Regions from separate parts of the Homo sapiens genome. Here regions 1 and 2 are each linked to region 3. The links are chromatin contacts, found by Hi-C in ENCODE. All regions are on one chromosome and are shown on one strand. Each heading gives the region's core, a stretch centred on a gene start or an enhancer-like site at or near the end of the contact. The rest is flanking DNA. Distances are from core to core; before and after follow the strand shown. Region 1 holds the start of POU2AF1 (POU class 2 homeobox associating factor 1). Region 2 has its middle 31 kb from the start of POU2AF1. Region 3 overlaps LOC105369484 (a long non-coding RNA gene).

The links. Hi-C counts contacts between places; a loop is a spot of excess contacts on that map. Pooled maps may share reads with other maps.
Region 1: a loop to region 3 is called in a map with no recorded cell type, with 8 times the contacts of the local background. The contact joins the promoter of POU2AF1 here to the enhancer-like site in region 3. A Hi-C loop is called at or near these places in 12 of 37 single-sample maps with no recorded cell type and 8 of 50 pooled maps.
Region 2: a pooled map shows a loop between it and region 3 (4-fold over the local background). The contact joins two enhancer-like sites. A Hi-C loop is called at or near these places in 13 of 37 single-sample maps with no recorded cell type and 4 of 50 pooled maps.

What each region holds. Positions count from the first base shown.
Region 1 is chr11:111,377,834-111,380,715 of GRCh38, forward strand. POU2AF1 (POU class 2 homeobox associating factor 1) reads right to left here and starts at 1,442. Exons shown (of 5, transcript NM_006235.3): 1 at 1,329-1,442. The coding sequence starts at 1,344. RefSeq lists enhancers at 1,369-1,418, 2,069-2,158, 2,379-2,598.
Region 2 is chr11:111,408,500-111,411,386 of GRCh38, forward strand. It overlaps a transcript of BTG4 not described here. Among named protein-coding and RNA genes, the nearest start is that of POU2AF1, 31 kb to the left of the region's middle. RefSeq lists an enhancer at 1,418-1,477. Within about 2 kb of position 1,494, at least 3 of the 41 ENCODE cell types and tissues checked have a DNase peak (open chromatin) inside an H3K27ac peak, as active enhancers do.
Region 3 is chr11:109,969,740-109,972,465 of GRCh38, forward strand. LOC105369484 (a long non-coding RNA gene) reads left to right here. Exons shown (of 3, transcript XR_948004.2): 2 at 2,587-2,666. Among named protein-coding and RNA genes, the nearest start is that of ZC3H12C, 120 kb to the right of the region's middle. Within about 2 kb of position 1,477, at least 4 of the 41 ENCODE cell types and tissues checked have a DNase peak (open chromatin) inside an H3K27ac peak, as active enhancers do.

The DNA.
Region 1 (2,882 bases), core at 192-2,691, 1.4 Mb after region 3:
GCTGCCGCTGCTCCATCGCCTGTTGGGAAGAGTGGCGTGCCAACAATTCTTGAATATTCCTAGTTATCTTGGAAGGAGTCCATAACTCTCAAACCCAAATTAAAGCTCATTTCTCTTTATTTTTTTAAAAAATTGACCTTTTGATATCAAACAATGGTGGGTCTTCACAACCTGAGAAATTTTGAAATCACTCTTCTGTGTTACTGGTTAATCAGCTTAATTCCAGAGAAATTTACATAAGACATAAAGCAAACAATAAATTGGTGATGACAGTGTCACATTTTAATCAATGAAGTTATATTTTCCGAACTTTAGTGGATCCAATCAAGTATCTTTCCATAAAATAAAAACATTCCCTAATATATCTTCTTCTGTAAATCTAGATTCTCTTATATTAAGCTTGCTTGAGGCACAGCATACTAAAATTAATTAAAACGAATTTTAAGGAACCAAGAATCTTTAAGAGAAAGACAGAGCAATTTTTGGTCATTCTTCTTGCTTGAGGAAGTATAGAACTAGCCCCAATAAGGTTCAACTCTCAGAAGCTGATGAGTTGACGCTGTTTACCTCGTGAAAAGAATGTTGTAAATAATCTGTATTATTTCAGTTATTAGTAAGGTAAGTCGCTGTTTGGTCCACATAAAGGAAAATAAAGTTCACAATTGTTTCATCCAACTCCGGGGATAAAAATCAAGGCCAAAGATAAACCCACTGCATCCTTTGCAGTGGGATGGACAAGCCTTGTCACAGAAGGGGAAAAAGAATGACGAAAGGCAAGACAGTGGAGCAAGTGAGGACACGCTTCACCGAGCCAGATCTCCACTCCTCCCAGGGTATCCACAGGGACAAGTCACACCTGGCAGAAAGCTAAGTCACTCAGCTAGAAACAGGCCCAGGGAATTCAACAGAAGGCTGAAGAGCCACTGCTTATGGAAATAAAGCCCCTCCTGTAAAGAACTGCATGGCTTTTCCCTCCCAACCCCAAACCCATCCCACATCTGGCTTTTGTTGTGTGAATCATAAACTGCCCTTTCTTCACCACAGTGATTCATGCACAGAAGCGGAGGTACCCTGAGCCGTCCCACCTTGGAACACTAGTTCGTTCCCCTCCAGCCTGGAAAATCAGCATCACCTCTGACAGGCTGGTTTCTCCACCAGGCTCCATCCCGCCCACCTCCCCCCTCCCTGCTCCGGGGCTTGGAACCCAGACCCCCTCCCCCCGTGGCCCCATCACCTCCACCACCAGCTCCCCAATTCCAGACCAAGCTGTGATCGCCCTGCCCCGCTGGCACTCGCTTGGGTCTGACAGCCACAGCCAAACCACTTACGTTTTTGCCAGAGCATGGCCTGTGACAGGATGTTGCCTTTTCTCTTTGAAGCCGACAGTTTGGCTTCTTTAATGTGAGACCGGGGTGTGTTTTCCTCCAGTGGAGCCACCGCTTGAGCTGAGGCTGTTTCCTGGGCTTTTTAAAGGCCTGGGTTCCCGCTGCGTGGGCCGCGTCATCACATCCTCCCACCTCAGGCACCGGTGCAACGTTTCTGCAGCCAGGCCGCCTGTCACCCCACTGTGCGCGCCCCAGCGGCCCCGGCCCAGAGCGCTCCACACTCGGAGCTAGCCAGCTGGGACAGAGCAACAGCGCAGCGCGGGCAGCCACAGCCTGCACCGGCCCCGCGGGGACCTGCTGTGTGTGGGTGTGAAGGTGGTGTGGGGCAAGCTGTGGGAACCCCGTGTCAAGCCCTCCCCAGGCCAGTGATGAGCCCAAAAGCTCCTCTGGAAAACGTTGATCTTTGCACGGCGCCCATGCAGGCTTCCAGGCCACCAGGGCATGGGCAGGACTCAGCCCGCCATGGGCGCCTGCTCAGCGGGAAATGCGATTCCCAGGGGTCACTGGTTCTCAACTGGGAGGAAACACCTGTCATCTCTTCAAGCCTCAGTAAACAACCTCCTCATTCTTTCAATATTGCTTTTCTGTTTATTCCATTTTGAAACACAGTAGCCCCTCCCCTCGCCCCCAGCCACCCCCAAAATGGCAAGGCTTAATCATGCTGAAATATGGGGGCGCTGGCTCTGATGTCGGCTATGCCCACGGAAAAAGAGGCCAACCCTCAAGGAAGGAAGGAGAACATGCCCGTGCTCTTTGACTGGATCTGGGCTTGTAGGCACAAGATGAACAGAGCCTCTTTGCGAGTGCCCACCCACTGATAACAGGAAGCTTCTTTAAGTAAGTCATGGGCTCACCATCTGGAAGTGTAGATGGTGTTGGCTACCGGTTCCTTCACAGTTTGGAAGCCTTCTGCCACTGCATATCTGAGGTCCACATGCTCAGGCTCCAGGGACTCAGTCAGTTTGGGGTCAAGACCCCTTGGCACACCCCCTAGAGCAGGTGTGGGGCCTTGCTGCTCTGCCATCCATACTGCCTCAGAGCCATCTTGCACCACCTAGACCTGATCATGCTATCCCCTAGCCTACAAAGCATTCACCTTCTCCCTTCAGCCACAGAGCTGGAGGCCTAGAAGGCCTCCCACAATCGAGCCGTTGCCTTCCTTTCCAGCCTCACCACCAACTGCCCTCCTACCACTGGTCCCAGTGCCCTCTAAGCACCACCAAACACCCATGCAATTCCCTGCCTTTGACCTTGCCGTCCTCTCTTGCCGGAAGGACAAACCCCCAGCCCAGAGAATACTTGTTCGTCTTCTCAGATCTTAGAGCACTTTGTTCATTATGTGATGGTGAATTGTCACATGACTCTGACAGTTTCTCAAGGAGGTTTCATCTTTGCCTCTCCAGTGCCCCACACAAGACCTGGAGCATAGTGACCCCCAATAAAAATTCATCTGATAAAGTTATGAATTACTGTCTCTAATCGGTTGCTGATTTGAGG
Region 2 (2,887 bases), core at 244-2,743, 1.4 Mb after region 3:
CCTGACATCAGTGTCCTCACCTGCACCATTCAAGAGAGGGTTTCAGACAAACAGGGGACCAGGTGTACAGCTGGAGCAAAGTAGTCAAAACAGAGCACCTTTGCTTTCATTCATTTCTACCTGAAGGTGAGAGGTGCAAAGAGAGATCCTGGATGACCTGAAGACTCTTCTCTCACCAGGAAATTCAGACCCATGAGAGATGGCAACATAAGCTAATGAAGTCATCTTCAGGGCAACCCAAGTGAGCATCGTGCACCTATTCACCTATACAAAGACATTTGTCAAGAACATACTGTGTGCCAGGCACCAGGTAGGTGGGATGACAAATAGAATCCCTACCTTCTAATGAGGGAGGCTTTTGAGTAAGCAAATATTATAAGACAATGGGATTCGTGCTGTGATCAAGGAGACACAAGGTGCTGTGGGAGGAAACAAGATGGCAGCCAATCTGCTAATGGGAGGGTGGATGTGGGCAGGATGCAGTGGACTCTGAGTCGAGTTGAAAAGAAGAAGTGGGAATTGCAGTTAGCCAAGGGAAAAAGTGGGATAACGCCATTTCAGAAGGAGGAAGAGATGGGAATGGGTGTTTATGCAGATGTTTGTGGTTACAGAAAATCAAAGAAGCTCCCATCTGACTGCATATATTTCCTCTGAGAGGGATAGAAGAGGTGGTAGAGGAGAAAAATTTAAAAGTCACCCCTTTAGGAGATGATAGGAGCTGGAAAAGGAGCTGGCTAGGTGCTGTGGTTTAGATATAATTTGACTCCACTGAAACACATGTTGAAATTTCATCCCCACTGTGGTGGTGTTGAAGGCAGGGCCTAATAGGAGCTGGTGAGTCATAGGGGGATCGCTTGTGGTGGGATGGCTTGGTGCCATTCTCAAGGCAATGGGTGAGTTCTTGCTCTTGAGAAATGGATTGGTTCTTGGGAAAATGGATTAGTTCCCATGAGAGTGGGTTCTTATAAAGCCAGGATGTCCCTCAGGTTTGGTCTGTCTTCCCATGTGCCCACTTCCTCTTTGACCTTCTCTGCCTGTCTTGATGCAGCACTAAAGCCCTCACCAGAAGCCAAGCAGACGCCAGCACCATGCTTCTTTTACAGCCTGCAGAACCATGAGCCAAAGAAAATTCTTGTCTTTATAAACTACCTAATCTCAAGGTATTCCTTTATAGCAACACAAACAGACTAAGACACTAGGGATATAAGTCATGCGCACAGGACTCTCCCATGTCAGTATCCTCTTCCTAATGAAGGGTTCAATTGGGATTTCCTATCTTTTGGATGGTTTTGGCATATGAAATGCTGTGTGCTATAGTAGGAAAAAAAGCAATTTCCTGAAACATTTTATGTAAGTTATCTCATTTGATTAACTCTGCTTTACAAATGAATAAGCTAATGTATTGGAGTGATAAGTAACTTGCATAGTGTCACATACTTGGGGAAGTGAAAACCTAAAGAAGGTGAAGGACTCATTCTTCCTGCTTTAGGTGCACGGAAATGATGGAAGTTGAAGACAGATCTCCCTACTCCAAGTCCTAAGTTTTGCACTGTTAAGTCAGAAGACATAGTTCCAGTCTCAGGTCTGTTACTAACCTGCAATAGGCTCTTGAATTAGTCATTTAACTGCTCTAAGCCTCAACTTCCTCATTTGTAAAATGAGTCTATGGGCCTTTCTGAAACTCTTTTTTTTTTTATACAGGGTTTTGGCTCTGTCACCTCAGACTCCCAAGTAGCTTGGACTACAGGTGCACAGCATCACACCCAGCTAATTTTTTAATTTTTTGTAGAGACAGGGATCTTACAATGTTGCCCATGCTGGTCTCAAATTACTGGGCTCAAGCAATCCTCCTGATATAACTAGAGATTCAAGAATGGCCCCTAGAATCCAACCCATGAGCCCTCTAGCCTAGGAATGAGGCTTTGGCAGGAAATATCAAAGATGGGTTTTCTTTCATTTCCACAACCCTATAAGGTTTGGGAATTCCAAATAAACAAATTTACCTTAATAATTTGTTGACCTAATTTGTTGCTGTCTCTCCATGCACGGAGAGATAGCATGCAATGAGTACAAAAGACCAAAAGTAAGCACTATGACCAACTCATTGTGTGCCCTTGGTCAAGGCCACCTCACCTCACTCAGACTCAGTTTATTCAGCTGTGAGATGAAGTAGAAGATCCTTAAAGTCCATCCTACTTTAAATGTCTCCCACAAACCTTAACTCATATAAGCAAATGCATCCTCAACCTGTCTACTGATTTTCCAGTAAGCATTTCTAACTTAACATGTCTAAAACAAAATCCACAATTTTCCCCATCAAATCAGCTCCTCTTGCAAATGGCAATCATATCTAAGTTTCTCGGACAAAAAACTTGGGGTCGTCCTTGGCTTCCCTCCTTTTTTCATCCTCTGCACCCAGCCTGTCAGAAAATCCTATTAATTTTACCTTCAAAATATGTCTAATATACAACTACTTCTCAGCATCTCCGCCGACATTACCACACTAGCCTAAGCTATCATCATTTCTACCCTAGATTAACGTGATCCTTCTCTACCTGGTCTTGTTGCCTCTAATTTTGTTCTTCCACAGTAACAGCAGCCAGAGTGATCCTTTTAAGGCATAACTATGCCCCTGCTTTGTTTTAAACCCTCCAATGGTTTCCCATCCCACTTGGGCGGAGTCTCAAGTTCTCATTCTGACCCACACCCTAATGATCTGGCATCCTCCTGCTCCTTTCTCCTTCTACTCTCCTCCTGTTCATCCTGCTCCTGTCTCCTTCTACTCTCCTCCTGTTCACTCTGCTCCAGGCACACTGACCCCCTTGCCGCTCCTTGAACAGGCCAACCATGGTCCTGCTTAGAGGATTTTGCACTCACTGTCTCCTCT
Region 3 (2,726 bases), core at 227-2,726:
AGCATCATGTGAGTTTTAGCATACCTTCAAACAACTCCATTTTTTTAACCTTGGCTATTTTGACAGTTGAGAAATAATATCTTGCTGATATTTTAATTTTTATAGCTTTTATTACAAGTGAGGTGGAAATTATTTTATAAACTGTCTAACCATTTATACTTTCTCTTCTGCAAATTACCAGTTAACACGTCCATTTAATATGCCCATTTCCATCCAGTCATGATGTTGGTCTTCCTCTGACCTGATAGACTTACCTGGTGCCAAAGAACTGATTGATTTCTGTGCTTTTCAATATGATAGCCACCTGTGGCCACTGGGCACTGTGCCACAAGTTATAATATTTTGGATATAGTGAGTTTAATGAAATATATTATTAGAATTTATTGTATATGTTTCTTTTTACTTTTTAAAATATAGCTACTAGAAAATTTTAAACTACATATTTCTATTGGACAGAGCTACTTAGACCTTTGAATATCACTTGCTCTGAAATTCTTCTTGGTCAAAACTCTCATTGCCCACACCCTTATGTTGGGTTCTCCTGCTATTACATGGTCTATCAGCCATAGTCTGTTGTTAACCTTCTAGATAATGCTGTGTTGAGTCCAATCCCTCTCCTCGAAATCCCTGCTGCATTTCATTCTCCGAGTCTCACCTCCTCCTAATTCAGTTCCATCCTCCTGTGATTAATCCTCCCAAGTCTCAACACATCTCAATTAGGTTCTATTACAGATTCCTGGATGAAATGGCAAACTTGATTAGGATTTTTAAATCCTATAATGTGTGTTAAATAGATTATACTCACTGCTATCTATGTTTATATTCCATTTATTCTATTTCTAGCAATAAAACATGGCTTTTCAAATGCTGAGTATTTTTTATTTGAAAGTGCCATTGAAAGGTTACAAACATACAAAGCTAATAAACAATTGCATATGTTTTTCAAATTCCCCTACCTCTGCCCACACCTTCAAACGTAACCACTGTGAATCCTCTCAAAACCACAGTTGGTGAAGACAGCCAAAGGTTATATCTGTAGCCACGAACCCTCAAAAGTTTCCTAACACCAACTCCAGCTGACTAAAATGTCACAGACATTTACTTATAATCCCTGGGGTTTTTGAATCTATAAGGCAGCATGGGTATGGGTTAACTTACCTGGCCACAGTAGAATTTTTTAAAGCCCTTTATGAAGGATTCAAGAAAAAGAAGTCTGTAACGCTGATGCAAAGTAGAATTCTTAATGTATTGAAAGGGATTATCATATGTCACGTGGAAATTCAACCTCGTTTTTTAGATCCACAGCTCTTTCCTTGTTGCCTAAATTCGTAATCGTGAGGCTCATTTGCCTTAGAGAAGTATCTGCAGCACATTTTTAATGCCAGACCTGCTCCTTCCGCCGTTCTTGCCCCTTTCCAGCAAGCTATTTCCCACCTCCCCCAACATCCCCATGGCTGCCCAGGAATTAAAACCAATTTGAATATGTAATCATGTGGAATAATAAGCACAAGTGTACTCTCTGGGGTGCTCTCTGGCTGCTACTCATCTCCTTGCAACTAGTTTCCTAAGTGCCTTTGAGAGATGCTGAGAACGCCATGTTGACGGTTAACCTTTTAACAGTTTTGCCATTCTCTGTTCACTCTGGCTACAAGCCCAGCTCTAAAGGAGGCACAGGAAGTGGGGTGAAGGAAGGGTTTCCTTCCTTCTAAGACTCACTGGAGAAACATTCTCCATAGCCTGAGGAAGAGAGTTGAGCAGGCTTTGAATAGTGTATTTTTAAAACATTCATTATTCTGACAATGGAGTTTCATGAAACTAGCTTTTATTCCTTTTATGCAAGTCAAACAGAGATTGCCCAAAACATATTACCATGCCAGGAAGTAAATAACTATTGCCTTGTTTTATGAATATGAGAAATTTCTGTGAAGATGCCTAAATATTTTGATTAATTTAAAAGCAGATGAGCTGATGTGTAGGTATTTACAACATCAAAGTACTTTTCTGATTGACTCAGTTTCAAAAATGCAATATAAAAGGTAGAGCATTCATCTTAAATAGCAATTTAGAAGTGGATGCTTTGGGTATTCTGAGGCATTCAAAATCTGATTATTTTGATACTGATACTGCTATTTTGATGCAAACACTGCAGTGATCAATTTGGTGGATGTGAGGGGAGGGCCTCACTCGGTATCTAGTATTCCTTATTAAAATGTAAAAGCACCCACTGTACCTCTTGAATATATAAGAATAATGAGCCATACCAGTAAATATCTGAATTGCAATCAGTGTTGTTTTGCCTGTATCGTCTCATTTCATCTTCAAAGCATGTGTCTGGGAGATAGATATTATTAGGAGTAATCACTGATGTTGCTGAGATTGAGACTTCCTTCGCAGTTGGTTATAAAGATCTAAGAATAAATCATCTTTCTTGAACTCGAGCATATCCATTAAGGTCAGAATTTCTGCAGATTGAGCTGGAGCTATTTTTAGGTACGGTTCTAAAGCAGCTGCAATTCAAGTGTCACAGTGCATGCCTTTTTGGCTCAGCAGTTGATAGTTCTGCTTCGTGCTACTCTCCTTCCCCAGACTCCTGGGACCATCGCATAGAGGGTGCTTGAGACATGCTGCACTGGACGATGCACACACCCCATCTCTCCAACATGACTGTAAGCCCCTTTAGTTTTACAATATGCAAAACCTTAGCACAGAGCTCTACGCAATTAATA